2 separate regions of the Homo sapiens genome follow, and region 2 is linked to region 1. A link is a loop called in an ENCODE intact Hi-C map of the cell type or tissue named here. Cell type or tissue: HCT116. All regions are shown on one strand. Each heading gives the region's core, and the rest is flanking DNA. Links, peaks and the distances in the headings are about the cores only. Region 1 overlaps LOC105378237 (a long non-coding RNA gene). Region 2 overlaps SLC36A1 (solute carrier family 36 member 1).

Evidence for each region. Peaks named below come from ENCODE experiments on the same cell type or tissue, not always from the same donor. Only the 100,000 strongest peaks of a DNase experiment are listed, where the experiment ranks them.
Region 2: it touches region 1 in a loop (9-fold over the local background); 1 of 110 quality-filtered maps calls a loop at or near these places.

Annotation. Positions count from the first base shown.
Region 1 is chr5:152,345,616-152,353,950 of GRCh38, forward strand. The region is part of intron 1 of LOC105378237 (a long non-coding RNA gene); the gene reads left to right. Among named protein-coding and RNA genes, the nearest start is that of NMUR2, 55 kb to the right of the region's middle. RefSeq lists enhancers at 1-217, 4,994-5,163, a silencer at 4,222-4,321 and a cis regulatory region at 5,079. In HCT116, for the core only: a CTCF peak has its summit at 4,234 (motif pointing left); a DNase peak (open chromatin) is centred at 4,236.
Region 2 is chr5:151,489,254-151,497,588 of GRCh38, forward strand. SLC36A1 (solute carrier family 36 member 1) reads left to right here. Exons shown (of 11, transcript NM_078483.4): 11 at 1-3,126. Among named protein-coding and RNA genes, the nearest start is that of MIR6499, 29 kb to the right of the region's middle. RefSeq lists enhancers at 1,587-1,756, 6,738-7,287. In HCT116, for the core only: no CTCF peak of the experiment used is centred there; a DNase peak (open chromatin) is centred at 3,678.

The DNA.
Region 1 (8,335 bases), core at 293-8,292:
TCCCCCAGCCTCGTTGCCGCCTGGCAGTTTGATCTCAGACTGCTGTGCTAGCAATCAGTGAGATTCCGTGGGCGTAGGACCCTCTCAGCCAGGTGTGGGATATAGTCTCGTGGTGCGCCGTTTTTTAAGCCGGTCTGAAAAGCGCAATATTCGGGTGGGAGTGACCCGATTTTCCAGGTGCGTCCGTCACCCCTTTCTTTGACTCGGAAAGGGAACTCCCTGACCCCTTGCGCTTCCCAGGTGAGGCAATGCCTCGCCCTGCTTCGGCTCGCGCACGGTGCGCGCACACACTGGCCTGCGCCCACTGTCTGGCACTCCCTAGTGAGATGAACCCGGTACCTCAGATGGAAATGCAGAAATCACCCGTCTTCTGCGTCGCTCACGCTGGGAGCTGTAGACTGGAGCTGTTCCTATTCGGCCATCTTGGCTCCTCCCCCCGACAATACCTTTTTAAAAAATGGATTTGGCAGATGGATCTATGGGCAAGCTATAATGCTTAACATTTATTGAGTGTAAAACTTGTTTATACCATCAATTTAAGCCCCTTTTAATACCCCTTTACATGTTATTTTATTGATTCCTCACAATAGTGCTTTGAAGAGGACCCTATTGTTATCCATTTCATATTTGAACAGACTGGGGCACATAGAAGTTATGTAAATTGCCCAAAGTCACATTATTAGCAAATACAGAGCCATGATTGGAGCTGAGCAATGTAACTGCAGGATCTGTCATACAAATTACACCCTGTATGGCCTCTCTAGAGGAAAGAGAGTGCCTTCAGGGATGGTTGAAGGCTCAGCATTTTTGCATGTCTTCCTATACTACCTGACTATATGGCTCCACGATTGCAGCTATCCCAAATGACCTCAAGTTGGGTACCTAAACTGATTGTCGAGAGGGATTCTGGAAGGATAAGGGCATGAGATACTGGTAGTCCCAGAGAAGCACCGGGAGAGTAATCCCATGGTGGCAGCAGTAGAAAGGTCTTGGAGATTTGGGTGGCTAAGGAGCCTTCTGATCATGGAGAAGCTTGGAGGACCCATCTATGAAAGGGCTTTCTGGAACAGGACTGCTGGAGAGATTGTAAAAATTGATGCACCACCTATAGAATTTACCCAGGGTTTTGGGGATGCCCCTTTCCACTGGGGGTGAACCCAAGTTGCCTTCCCGGGATATTTCCCTGTTGCTTAAGCAGCAATATAGAAAAGTGGAATGATTTCAGGCTCTAGGGTCACGCAGGCTTGGGCCCTTAGCTAAGCTTGACTCTCAGCTCTTGTCCCACCTGGAAGAGTTTCCTAATGTCTTTGAGCCCCCTTTTCTCCTCTGTGAATCTGGGGCAAGTACAACCATCTACCTTAAAGGGCTGTTGTCAGAATTAAATGAAATAATGAAGGTTTGCAAGTAATAAGCCCTTAGTATATGGTAGCTGTTTAATTCCCTCTTACCCCAAGAAAGATCATGCCCATCATTTTCAGAAATATTGCTTGACCCAAACAGGTTTTTGTTCTCTTGCCAGACTCTCTTATACTTCCTTTCTCTAACCTGCATCTTCTAACAGAAAATGAGCATTGCTTCTCTCAGTTCTACATAAACTCTGCTCCTTCAAGGAACCAGGGAACCATTTCCAGCCAGCACTTAGTAAGAAAGAGAGAGAGTAAGAAAAAACTTTAATGTAGTGGTGTGCTGGAGCTATCCTGTACTATCTCATGAAAGCCAGTTGTTAATTGTTTAAGAATTTTGTGAGCTGGTTGATTTCACTTTGCTAGCTTGAAATGGATCTAGGTGGGAATATTTATACTACAGAAATTGTCGAATATTACAACTTAGAGTTTCTCTTTTCTTTCTTCTCTTCGAGAGCTTGTTTTAAAACATTGACCAGCACACCAATGAGTGTTAATAGTTAGAAAGTGATAGTAGTTAGGAAGCATACTATTTGTCAGATGTTGTCCAAAATCTTTACATATAGTAGGTTGGTACAAAAGTAATTGCAGTTTTTGACATTCCAATACCAAAATTTTTTGCTATTACCGTACCAAAAACCTCAATTACTTTTGCACCACCCTAATACTAATTAATTCTCACACCTTTTGAGGTGGTTATTATTATCCCCATTTTGTAATGAGGGAAGTGAGAAAGTGAGTTGCCAGAGGTTATGTAGCTAGTTAATGACAGAATTGATATATAAACTAAAGCAGACTGGCTCCAAGGCCTGCGTTCATAGTCAGCTATTCCGCCTCTTGAGGATTCTTGTGAGGATTTAATAACTTATGTAAAGACTTGGCCCAGTCCTTGGTGCTTAGTAATTGCTTGATAAATATTAGCTGTTATTATTTATATCAAGAGTTCTTAAGTTTTTGAGGTCACGAAAATCTGATAAAGAAAGCTTTAAATATCCTTTTTTCCAAAAAGATGTACATTTGTTTAGTGTGTACCTAAACACACACACACACACACACACACACACACACACGTGCGCGCGCGCGGTGAGATATAACCTTAGGGGATTTCTGAACTCTTGGACACCCATTGATTCTAACTCTACCTTTTGGGGGCCACGTATAAGGCAGCCAGTCTCTCCTATTTCCCCATACTGTCTTTCAGTGCTCCAAAGATAGGGATCAAATTTCCTTTGTGTTTATCTTTTTCCAGTAGAACATCCATGTTTCTTCACCTTCTCTTCAGGGGCTGTTTGTGTACCCTCCCAAGCCACTTGCCCTCCTGCAGGTGTGCCCTAATTTCCTTTGCTTCTCATGGTATGAGACCCAGAGTTGTGTAGTCTTTTAGCCTTCTTCATTTCCCCTGATCTCTGTCTACCAACTGGTATTTTTCTAGTTCCTTTTTTCCTCTGGTGTCCTAGCTCTAGAGGACTTTACAAGTTCTCTGGCATCTAGGATATAAAGTTGAGCTACAGTTTTAACACCCCTAACTTCACACACACACACACACACACACACACACACGCACGCACCAGTATACATCTTACAATCAAACCATAAAAGAATTCTGAATATGTGAACACCTATCTAGGGGCTTCTTTACTTTCTTCATCTGGGCTTCAATGAGCTGTAGACATCTACTTTGGCTTTCTTCTGTCTTTTAAACCAGTGGCCCCCAACCTTTTTGGCACCAGGAACCAGTTTTGTGTAATTTTCCCATGGATGGTGGGCATAGAGGGGCAGGGTCAGGATGGTTTGGGGATGAAACTGTTCCACCTCAGATCATCAGGCATTAGATTCTCATAAAGAGCTCACAACCTAGATCCCTTGCATGTTCAGTTCACAATAGGGTTTGCACTTCTATGAGAATCTAATGCTGCCACTAATCTGACAAGAGGTGGAGCTCAGGCGGTAATGCTCGCTCACCTGCCGCTCACCTCCTGCTGTGCAGCCCACTTCCTAACAGGTCATGGACTGGTACCAGTCCGTCCGTGGCCTGGGGTTTGGGGATCCCCGTTTTAAACTTTCCTTGTACCCTCATTTTGCTTCCTCAACCCCAACTGCCTGACAGCATGTCTGCTCTCTAGCCTTGAATTCCAGTCTTACTTTCACTCAACAAAAGAAGAATAACAACTAATAAAAATTGCTTAGACTTTCTATGTGTGTACAATTTTGTATACATTCTCATTTAAACCCATGCAACAAACCTATGATATAGGGGTTTCAAAGGAAATGGAAGCTTAGAGGGATTAAGTAACTTGCCCAAGTTTTCACAGCTAATAAGTGGCTAAGCTAGAATTCAAACCCACTTTTAGGAGCTCTATCTTTGCATGCTTTTCTTTGGTGTGCACTGACTCCTTTTCCTGTATCGCGCATCTAATCGTGGTCTGACACATGGTCCCATCCTGAATATCTGTATTTATCACCGGGCTTTAGAAGTTCATAGTGTTAATAAGACATAAAGAGATTTCAGTCACTGGGTATTGGGGGAATTCTTGCAGGTGGAGGATCTCTCAGGATTGTGCAAATACTGCCACACAAGTCCCACCAACCCCACCCCAGCCAACCAACCATGTGCCTCACTGACTAGGTCAGAGCTCGTTAAGACTCATCTTCCCTTTTCTTCAGTCCCAGAAAGAAATGGGACTAAAGCCTTTATAGAAAATAAAGCCATCCCTCCCTGCAAAAGGACCCTGAGCTGGATTTTTGAGAGTCCAGAAAGCTTTTTGTATAAGAAATGTGATTTTTAAAAACCTGACAGGTAGGCATCCTTCCAGCTTTCTGTGGCTTACCAACGGCCCCTAGTGGCCAGTGGCTCCAAGTGCCACGAGCTGTAAGTCTTGGCTTCTTTGGTGCTAGCTGCATGCCCTGCAGAGTTCTATTGCACTGCATTAATTCCTGATCAACATATTTTGCAGTATTGGGACAGAAAAAATGATGAAGTCTAAAACTCTGGGCAAAGAAAGCATTATAATGGGTGATCAAAGCTATAAAATTGGCAGGCTTTCACGAAGGCCTCTCCCTTTTTAACATTCCAGACCACACACTTATGCAGTAGCCAATATTGTTATCTCTATGAGGTTCAGAGAGGCTGCTATGTAAACTAGGCTACACACTGGTTAGCAGGAAAGAACACCCGGGTTTGTGTGCGCACCGGTCTATGTAAACACAGGCTCTAACATTTGTCAGGCATGTCTAAAGCAGCATGTAGGTTGTTTATTGGCAAAGCAGTCATCTGGTTTTGGGAAATAATGGCAGCTACGATTTAAGATTCACTCTGTGCCAGGCACATGATAAATGCTCTTATGTGAAATATCTCATTCACTCTTCATAGCCACCACTGTGCAAGATAAACACCTCCAATTTGCAAATGAGAATTCAGTCTCAGCAAGGTCAAAACTGCCCGAGGTCACATAGCTGAAGTGGAAGAGCTGGAAATTAGGGCCCAGGTTCTTTGAATCCAAAGCAATAGCTTTCATTTACCTTAATACATAGCATGTGTGTTCTCCTTCAAGCAAATCGAAGTTGTTAGTCTTTAGCACACACTCACCAGAATCATTCTCTTCCTGTCTCCTAACCCGGCTGTATGCTGGTGAGCGTTCTGGCTGATAAGAGCTCAGGGACTGTTGGCTGGGTGCGGTGGCTCACGCCTGTAATCCCAGCACTTTGGGAGGTTGAGGTGGGCAGATCATCTGGGAGGCTGAGGTGGGCAGGAGTTTGAGACCAGCCTGGCGAACATGTCGAAACCCTGTCTCTACTAAAAACACAAAAATTAGTCAGATGTGGTTGTTACATGCACCTGTAATCCCAGCTACTTGGGAGGCTGAGGTAGGAGAATTGCTTGAACCCGGGAGGTGGAGGTTGCAGTGAGCCAAGATCATGCCACTGCACTCCAGCCTGGGTGACAGAGCGAGACTCCATCTCAGAAAAAAAAAAAAAAGGAGCTCAGCAACTGTGGACGTCTGTTGGCCAGTGCCCCTCTCAACATAAGACTTTATACCTGGGAGACTATTTTGTGTGTGCCCAATGTGCTCAGAAATCCTCTCTAACTGCTGTGGGGTGTGGGTGGCTGCTTTGGAAGGGTCATTGGCAACTCACTCATTTCCTGGAGACTTGGAGGGTTTTAGTTAGGGAGGCATGTGGACACTGCTGAGTCTAGTGGTCATTAGGCAGGCTTTGGAGTCAGGAGACATTAGGAGTTACTAAACCATTCAAGACTCAGTTTCCCAATCCATAAAATGAATCTTGTGGGGTTGTGGTAAGAGTTAAATAGGACAATACATAGGATATTCTTAACATAGCACCTGTCACAGAGTGCCTTGCTAATGTGTTCATGTGTGAGGGACACACTGTGACTCGATATAGCTCCCTGGGAAGGTTTCAACAGCAGCACTAACCACTGAGAGACCTGGCCCCTTGTCAGGTGTCAGCAGATGAGATTAGGTTTTGTTTCCCTTGAAACACAAATCAGTTAACTTACGGGTTGAAGCAAAACCAACATACTGATGGAAAAAAGCCAGAAGCAAAGAAATCCCTCTCCTAGGGATAAACAGGTGGAGTGAAATAGTGACAAAGTCTTTATTGGGAGCCACATCCCCCAAATCCCTTGCCAGGAGAGTATTGACTTTTGGTAGGAACAGGGGACAGAGCCATGAAGGAATGAATTTGCCTCAAAAGGAATTGCCATGACTTAATGGCTTTATTGAATCCTTGGTTTTTAGCCCATTGATTCCCATTTACTTTAATTCAGAGCTATGTAGGAGCTGCACCATTACTTTGCTTGGTCATATTGATTAGTCAATATCCCTCCTCCTCTTGCCTAGGGTTTGTCCTTCTTCACATATCACCATGTATCTCTTGCTCCTGTTTTCTGTCGTCATTTCCCCCATTGCAGTGACTGTGTTACATGCACATGCAGGTGGTCTTGGCAAACCCTTGGAAGGCCTTGCTAACTGGAAATAATGGCACCAGGCAGCTGAGTGGTGCCACCTCACCATTAGGCTCTTTGTGCTAGTTATAACCATGCTTTTGCTTTAGGACTTGTCTTCAAGCTTTGAAAAAAAAAAGCTTTTAATTTTTGCATTCCTTTGGATGACAATTTCTATGTAGCTGTACTGGGAGGTTTTATTTAAGGCATGTTTTTCAAATTTTAGTGTGTACCAGATCACCTGGGAGCTTGTACAAAAGGACATTCCTGGGCCTAACTACTTTGACTCAGTAGATTCTTGCCTCCTCCCCTTTTAAAAATTGAGATAAACATGACATAAAATTAAAATGAACTATCTTAAAATAAACAATTCAGTGACATTTAGTACATTCACAGTCACGTGCAGCCATCACCGCTGTCTGTTTCCCAAAACAGTTTTATTACCCCCAAGTGAGACCCTATATCAATTAAGCAATCACTCCTATTCCTCTCTCCTCCTTGCCTTTGGCAATCACTTATCTGCTTTCTGTCTTTGTGAATCTACCTATTCCAGATATTTCATCTAAGTGGAATCATACAATATTTGTCCAGTTCCTCTGGCTTATTTCTCTTAGCATATTTTGAGGTTTGCCTATATCTCAGTACCCCATTTCTTTTTATCGCTGAATAGTATTTCATTTTATACACACATTTTGTCATTTAAGGAAGGACCTCACTTGGTTCTGCAGCTGGTGGTCTTTGGTTCAGCTTTGGGAATCATTGCAGTGGAGCTGGGTGTGCCCCCAGGCAACCTGATACCTTGTCAGAGCAGATTCTGGAGAGTGCCAGGCCCCAGCTGTCCCTTGGGTGTGACAGACCTTCAGAGATGGGCCTAACAGTGGATGACCAGGGTGTGTTCAGCCTAGCAGGACAAGTATCAGGACAGAGATAGAGACCCAGGTAAACCCAGTGAAGTGAGGGTATAACAACAGTATTGCTCTCATAACATTGTTGTTTAAATTAAATAAAGTAATTTATAGTAAGTGGTTGGTATAGATCCTGGCACAGAGAGAGTAGAGTGAAGCCAAAAGTGGCCATGATTTTCATTGCTTTTCCAAAAAAGGGGTAGTGTGCAGCTGGAGTCTGGCACGACTGGTGGGTAACTCGTGTAGACAAAGGGAAATGCTCTCAGCAGGGCCAGCCACTGTTCCAGGATTCTATAGTATTTCCAAGAGAATTTATGAGAATAAGACATGGCCCCTGGTGAGGGAGAAACAGGGTACCCAGTTTCCAACATAAGACGCTTAGTCCCAGCAATAAGGCAGGAGTCTTGTCTTAAAATGGAACATATTGTCAGAATAAAAGCAGTCACAAGGCTAAACTAATCAGTATCCAAATTGCTTGTCTGATTTCCCTACTAGGTTGTGAGTACAGGGAGGGTAGGGTTTATATCTGTCTATTTCCCTGCTGTGTTCCTAGCACATAATATAGAGTATGAACTCAATAAATATCTTTTCATGGATGGAAGGATGGACGCTGTGTTACCTGTCTAATGCCTCAGGACTGATTCATATTTTCTGAATCAGTTCCTCACACTGTTGGAGGAATATACTCTGCTCTTAGAATATTTGTAAATCTGATAAAAAATTCTCTAAAGTGTGCACATTTTTGATCCAGCAGTTCTAAGTATTTAACCTAAGGAAATCCCTAGAGGATCATAAAGATTATGACTCAATAACATTAATTGTGACATTATTTAGAATAGTGAAAACAGTGGAAATAATCCCCTGTCCAACAAAAAGGGATTAGTTAGCTATATTATAATACTTATATTCAATAGTGTTTCAAAGCCATAAAAATAATGAAGATTGTTTAATAACATGAAAAAATGATCAAATTATGCAGTTAGTGAAAAAAAATGCAAGTTACACAACATTTTTACATAATGCTACTCTGTGTGTGTGTGCTTGTGAGTATAATACTGGAAAGA
Region 2 (8,335 bases), core at 312-8,311, 860 kb before region 1:
GCTGAGTGAGAGGCGTATAAAATGGGGCTGTGTGCATGCAGGCCCATGTTTCAGCCTCAGCCCACGCCAGGTGAAAGGATCAGCAATGCTCTGTTGCCATCGTGCTGGGACGACACCAGCTCTATTGCCACCGATGAGTAGCTGAGGTCAGTGTGCACAGAGTTTGAAATTAAGTTAATAGACTTTACAGCAGCTGGTCTGACACTACGCGCAGTGCTCGGTTGTTTACAATCAGTGGGGAAAAGGGCAGAACCAGTGCCCGGCCCCACACTGCCTCTGTGGCCTGGACTTTGAAAGGAACCCACTGAACACTAATTATGAGCCCTGTCTTTCCCCCAGAATGCCTCCCTGGGTTTCACAAACAGCCTTGAGGTTGGCCCTCCTCAAGGTCAGCCTTCAGATTTGGGAGCAAACTTCAGAGAAGGCAGAGGAAGATACATTGCCTTGCTGTGGGCTGCCTCTTCTTTCCTCTTGGTGTGCGAAGTATTTCAGAAGGCCATTGATGAATTCCCCCTCTTTAGCTGTGTATTTGTGCACGTGTGTGTGTACGTGCGTGTGTGTGTGTGTTCCTGTGTAAGTAACAGACCAGACTCCTTTTCTCTTCTGTCCCGTCACCAGGCTCTTGCTTCACTGCAGATACAGTTCACTCTGAAAGCTGGTTGAAGGAGAGCAGCAAAAATGTATCAGGGGTTTTGCTTCTGTGTTTCGCCAAAGCTCATAAGGGCTGTGACCCACCCATATGGCCCCAGTTTTTTCTGTCTCTTCTGTTCCAAAGCCAGGAGAGCTGACTTCCAGGTGAAGGGATGGGAAAAGTGGACTCTCATTGTAGTGACTCCCAACCTACCTAATAATTTGTTAACTTAGGAATATGCTATCATTGTTGACTTGTTCTTCCTTAGGAGAAGGACGATTTTCACCCACCCTTTCTGTTCTATGGTGGACTCTTAACAGGTGCTATGTGACCAGGAATCTAGCCGGGAGTAGCAGAGGCCCTGTCTTCTGAAGTCTCAGGCTTAGAAGTTACCAAAGTGGGCTCAGAAACTGTCATCTCCTGGTTCCAAGTTCGGGCTCTGGCAGCCCAGCCGCTATCTTAGCTGTCTTTCCCAGCGGTGCTAAGAGTGGTCTCAGTGAGAAGGTAGATGCCAACTGGAGGGCCAGACCTGTGTCCTGCCCATGTCCTCCTTGGTGGACGTTTCTGTTTACTCAGAGCTGCTAGAGACCATCCTGCCCATCCGAGTTCTGAGATTGGGACTGTGATGTTGGGACCTGAGGACTGGATGGTAGAATACTGGGGTCCCCCAGCTCTTAGCAGGATGCAGGCTATTGCTTCCACACCCCTGGCCGTGAGAACGTGGTATGTAGGAGAGTTGGCTGTAGCTTTAGGATTTCTGGAAGCCAATTTGGCATGGCCTATTTGATCTCTGGCTTGTGCTCCTGCTACACTGACAGACTGATTGCGTGGCTCTTTCAGAAGACCCAGGAAGGGCAGCTCCAGCCAGAGGACCTTCCTGGCTATGCAGGTGCACAGCTCTTAGGCATCAAGCAAAGGGTCAGCCAGTCAGTAGTAGTGGGAGGAAGCCCTTCCTCCTCTTATGCAAGCAGCTCGCAGCCAGCCCAGAATCTCTTATGCAGCCCAAAGGGCTTCTTGAGGTAGAGAGCCCTCCCCAGTGTCTTCCCAGGATAAGTAGAAATATGATCACAGAGCAACGGAGCAAAGGCTTTCGGGAGTGTGAGGCTGCATCTGCTGGAGCAAAGGGAAACCGTGGGCTTTTCCGGCCAGATACTCTTGAGCTCTGTGACCCTGCTCCTGTCACCCCAATTTCTCCAAGCCAGAGGTAGCTTTCTCAGAGCCCCTTGGTGGTTCTGTCCTCCAAATGCTGCTGTTGGGAGCGGGCTTCCAGCTCTCAGTGGGCAGTGCACCTCCTCCTAAATGCAGGCACTTGCTAGGAAGAGTGTGAGCTGGCGTCTTCTGTTCACCCTGCCTAGCAGTTGTCACCATTCACAAGTGGCATTATTTATGTTGTGCTGCTGTCCAGCTGCTAAGATCCCTTCATCTGCACAAGCCCTGGCTAGATATGTGTGAATGTGTGGCATCATTTCACTTCAGCCGCCCAATTCCATCTCTCCTCTGCAGCCAGATTCACTGGCTGATGCTCACTGCTCACTGTCTATCCCCACGAAATTTAGTTTTATCAGTAGTCTTAAAGTGTTGATCTCAAACAAGTACATTAGAAAAATCATGTTTCTTCTCTCTCATCTTACTTTTTCTTCTCAGATTTCTCCCTTCCTAGAACATTCTCTCTGTTTAGCACTAATGTTCACCTCGTATTTTTTGGAAGTGCAAAAATCTCAATTTGTGTCTGTTTACAGCTCTCTCTCCTCACTGCTCACAGCAAGGGGTTCTGTATCAGTGGATTTCATTTTGTAGCTGCTGAGATGTTAAGGCAAGCCTCAGCATCTGCCCCTGCTGGGTGCACAATGCTGCTTCCTCGAAGAGAAGACACAGAGTCCAAGTGGCAGGACTTGAGGTTGGCTTCCACTCTGCCTTAGAAGTTAATTTTCCAAAGTACATTACAAATCTCTGAGGCCATTAGGGGAAAAGGAAGGGGTGTGGTTTGTCTTTGAAATTACGGTTAATACTTTTAGACAGTAAGTCCGGCTGGTTGCAGGGCTATTTGCCCCGACAGCATCAGCCTGTAACATTTCTTCTCTTTCCTTTGTGCCACTGAGTCGTTCCCTGGCCAGAGGACATAAATGGTGCTGGTAGGAGGTTATCAGAGTAAGGAAGGTAGCAGATATAGGTGCAGGGTGCCTGTCATTCACTGTGTTATTTGGTTTAAATCAAAGTGATTCTGGGGGAAGCTATGCTCTTTCAGTGGATAATAAAATTGGTAACTCTATTGTAAAACATGTCAATGGTGTGTGAAGAAAAATCAACCAATCTGTAGGTGTTGATAACTAGACAGTACTGTGTATGTTACGTGCCTGTGTGGATGTGCACTTCCAGCATGGTATGTGTAGCGATGTGGATCATGCCAGAGTTCGTAGATCCTGTTTTGGGGTTTGCACATGGATCGTATGTTAAGCTTTTTCTTTTCAATAAATGAATTTTATTTTTATTTTTGAGAGGTTGCTATCTGTGTCTTTTTTTTTTTTCTTTTTATATCACTCAGATCCCTTTACTAGATACTGGGTTAAATGTTTCCGGCTTATGCCACAGAGTTCATATGGCAAAGTGGCACAAGCAGTAGACCCATCCATGGAATTAAGAGTCGCCCAAGAAGAAAGGGACTAGGAATGGTTTTTTATTTTTTTTTCTGTTAGACAATCCTCCCCTCCCTAAACCTCCTCCTGCTTCTCTCGAAAACTTGAGTAAGAATTTTCAGCCCTCTCCTTGCATAGCAGATGAGCCCACATGACAGCCAGTTTTATATGTGTCAACTTATAATTCAGTCAAACACTAATCCAGGTGTTGCTGCGAAGGTATTTTGTAAATGTGGTTAACATCTATAATCAGTTGCCTTTAAGTAAAAGAGGTTTTCTCAATATTGTGGGTGGGCCACATCCAATCAGTATAAAGGCCTTTAGAACAAAGCTGAGGTTTCCTTGGAGAAGAAATTCTGCCTCCAGACTGCAGCATCAGCTCCTGCCTACAGGCCTGCCCTATGACTCGCAGACTTGCCGACTCATACGGTCATGGGAGCCAGTTCCTTGATTTGTCTCTCTCTCAGTCTCTCTATGTGTATCTGTGTTCACATATGTGTGTGTGTGTGTATATATATATCTCCTACTGGCTTTGTTTCTCTGAAGAAACCGGACACAACAGGTAACACTTAATTTTCTTGAAATGTGGAGATTAATTTCAGGACAGGACAATGGAAGAGATGACACCCCTTCCCTTCCCTTTTTGTCACTGAGTGGGAAAACACACTTAAGGCTTAAAATGTTTATTCTCTCACTCAATACATTTCCCCGCCCCCCAAAATACTTGAGAATTTGTTCGCACCAGCAAGCATACAATCACTTCTGCGGCAAACACTAGCCAGGTGTGCTCCAATTCAATTCTGACACCACCTGCCTGAAGATGGCATCAGATCCCACAGGACGAGGGCTCAGTCCCCAAGAGTGACACCCCCACCACCACCACTTCCAGTGCCAATTGCAAGTACCAGGTTGTTTACCTGTGCTTCTGACTGGCTAAAAATTTTAAATCAGGGTTCCCATGACTCTGTTTTGGGGTTCAATTAATTTGCTAGAGTAGCTCATAGAACTCAGGAAAATACATTTACCAGTATAAGTTTTAAAACAGAGCCTTCAAAGAATACTCTTAAAGTATAACATTTTACCAAGAGAGGAAGGTGGGCATGTAGTCTGACTATTTTCGTTGTCATTATCATTTCTGGAACAGGAAGGTCAAAGAGATTTAGCAGCTACGCCAAGCCACCAACTAGTAGTTAGCAGCATTGGGATACACACACAAGTCTTCTGGTTCCAGAACCTGAGTGCTTCCCAAGGCGCTGGCTGCCTGTCTGTTGCAGCCTCAAGAGGAAGGTTTGCCTTGGGAATTGTCCTGAGGGTTAGAGAGAATGTTGTAAAGTGCCATATGTCATAATCACAAAGGGCTTATTAAACATTTTCTGAAATATTAGCTGACTTGTAGAAAACCAGGACTCCAAAATACTTCTGCTTGTTGTTCTGGCTGTCCATCCATGCACTGATGTCTTGCTCACTTCCTCTGTGGAGGCCACTCAATCCTCTTTTAGGTTGTCTACCTCCTGAATTTTTTATTTCTGCTCACATTTATACCTAATGGCTGGAACCCCTTCTTCCAGAAAGCCAGGGCCCTCAGGTAAGCCCATTGCATTACTACTGGAGGCATAAACCTGAGTGACAGTGGACTGAATTTGGACCCTAAGCCTGGGGCTCTTTGCTATGTAGGTTGCCTTCCTCATACTTTGCCCATTGCGGTTGTGCTGAGGAACTATGTGTGTCTTTAATGGGTATGCTTTACTAGACCCTTGGCCATTGGTCTCCTTTTTTAAAAAAAATGGAGTATAATTTACATGTAATTAAATTTAAATTTACCTTTTTCAAATGTGCAGTTCAATGTGTTTTGCATACAGTCATGTGACCACCATCTCAATCAAGATACAGAATGTTTCCTTTGCCCCCAGAAGGTCCCTTGTGCCCCTTTGCAATCAATCCCATCCTCACACCACTCAGCCCTTGGCAACTGCTAATCTGTTTTATCTGTCTCCAGTTTTGTCTTTTCTAGAATGTCATATAAAACCGTTACATATGTAGCCCTTTGTGTCTGGTTTCTTTCACTTAACATAATCATCCTTTTTATATTCCTCCATGTTGTTACATGTATCTGTAATTGGTTCTTTTTATTGCTGAGTAGTATCTATTGCGTGGATGAACCATAATTTGTTTATCCATTCATTAGTTGATAGTCTTTGAGGTTGCTTCAAATTTTTAGTTATTATGGCTTATGTTATTTTAATGTAAATTTCTGGTAAACAATTTAGAAACTACCTCTTCTTTCTTCCTTTAAAACTCACTTCTAACTGCTGCTAATCAGAGTATGTTATGAGGGCAACTTGAATCTGTGCTTCCCAGTGGCCATTCGCAAGTTTTGGGCTCAAATATACTCTATATTTAATTATAAAAAAATTACTATTATGAATAAAGCTGCTATAAATACTCATGTACAGGTCTTTGTGTAGACCTATGTTTTTATTTCTCTTGAGTAAATACCTAGAGGTGAAATGATGAGGTTGTATGGGAAATGTGTGCTAACTTTTGGCAAATTATTTTCCAAAGTGGCCGTTCCTTGTTGGATTCCTAATGTATAACAGTTACAGTTGCTCCATATCTTCACCAATACTTAATATTGTGGTCTTTTAAATTTTAGCCCTTCTAATAGGTGTGAAGTGGCATCTCATTACGGTTTTAATTTGCATTTCCCCAATGGCTAGTGATGTTTTGCACCTCTTTACGTGCTTATTGGCCTAAGGAAGTACTTGTTCAAATATTTTGCCTCTTAAAATTCAGTCATCTACTTCTTTTGATATAGGTTTTTTATTGGGAAATAATTGTAGATTACAGGAAGACTCAAAGGCACAGGAGGGAGGTCCAGGTCCAGAGCACTCTTCAGCTGGGCTTCCCAGTGTTAACATCTTGCATAACTGTAGTACATTATTGAAACCAGGAAATTGACATTAGCACAATCCATAGAGCTGATTCAGATTTCATTAGTTATACAGATACTCATTTGTGTGTGTGTGTTTGTGTATAGCTGTATGCAATGTTATCATGAGTAGCTTTGTATACACCACCACCACAATCTAGATGCCTAACTGTACCGTCACCTCAAGACTCCTTATGCTACCCCTTTATAGATACCCACTCCCTTCAGTCCCCCACATCCCTAACCTTCCCCAGAAGCCACGAATCTGTTCATCTCTATAATTTTATTCATGAAATTAATAATAATAATTCAATAAATTGAATTATGCCATATGTATCTTTTGGGGATTGGCTTCTTTCACTCAGTATAATTTCCTTGATGTTCATCTAAGTTGTTGCATTTATCAATAGTTTTTTTCTTTTTATTGCTGAGTAGGGTTCCATGGTACTGATGTTTAACCCTTCAGTCACTGAAAGAAATGTGCAGTTTCCGGATTTAGTTATTACAAATAAAGTACTATAAATATTTGTACAAGTGTTCCTGCATGAAAATCAGTTTTAATTTCTCTGGGATATATGCCCAGGAGCACAATTGCTGAATTGTATGGTGATATGGTTTGACTCAGATCTCATCTTGAATTTCCACATGTTGTGGGAGGGACCCGGTGGGAGGTGACTGATTTGTGGGGGCATGTCTTTCCTGCGCTGTTCTCGTGATGGTGAATAAGTCTCACGAGATCTGATGGTTTTAAAAAGGGGTGTCTCCCTGCACAAACTCATTCTCTGTTTGCCTACCGCCATCCGCTTAAGATGTGACCTGCTCCTCCTTGCCTTCCGCCGCGATTGTGAGGCCTCCTCAGCTATGTGGAACTGTAAATCGAATTAAACCTCTTTCTTTTGTAAATTGCCCAGTCTCTGGTATGTCTGGTATGTCTTTATCAGCAGCGCGAAAACAGACTAGTACGTATGGTAAGCCCATTATTCGTTTTAAAAGGAACTTCTAAACCATTTTCCAGAGTGACTACCATTTTGCTACTCCAGCAACAATGTATGAGTGATCTATTTCCTCTGCAACTTTGCCAGCCTTTGGTGTTACCACTATTTGTGGTGTTTGTTTGTTTGTTTTTTGAGACACAGTCTCACTCTGTCACCCAGGCTGGAGTGCAGTGGCACCATCTCAGCTCACTGCAACCCCTGCCTCCTGGGTTCAAGCGATTCTCCTGTCTCAGCCTCTCGAGTAGCTGGGACTACAGGTGCATGCCACCACGCCTAGCTGATTTTTGTACTTTTAGTAGAGAGGGGGCTTTGCCATGTTGGTCAGGCTGGTCTTGAACTTCTGACCTAGGTGATCCTTCCTGACACTATTTGTTATTTTAACCATTTATCAGATCCTGTGTTTTGTTAGATTTATACTTAAGTATTTAATTTTCTTTGGAGCAATTATAAATGGTATTTTTTATTCCAGTTTCTGTGTGTCCATTGGTAGTATATAGAAATATAACTGATTTGTGTATTTTAATCTTGTATCCTGTGACCTTTCTGTACTCGATAATTCTAGGAGTTTTTGGTTAGATTTCTTGAGATTTTCTATTTAGACAACCATGTTGTCTGCAAATAGAGATAGATGCATTTCTTCTTTTCCAGTGTCTATCTCTTTTCTTTCTTTCTTTCTTTTTTGTCATATTGCAATGGTTCAAATTTCCAGTTTAAAAAAAGTGGTGAGAGTGAACATCCTAGTCCAGTCCCTGATCTTGTAGGGAAAGCATTCAGTCTTTCACTTTAAGTATGATGTAAGTAGTATAATTTTTATAGAAGTTCCCCTCTATTTCTGTACTGAGATATTTAAAAATCATGAATGAGTACTGAATTTTGTCAAATGCTTTTTCTGTATCTGATATGATCGTATAGTTTTTCTTTTTTCACCTTTTGATATGGTGGATTCCATTGATTGATTTTTGAATATTGAACTGGCCTTGCTTACTTGGAATAAATCCTACTTGATCATTGTATACTATTCTTTATATTGTTAGATTGCCTTTCATTTTTCACTCACCCTGATATTTACTCTGACAGATGTAGAATCCAGAATGGTGCCTTTTTAGAAATGAGCAAAGCCATATGCATAACTTCTATTTTTGGCATA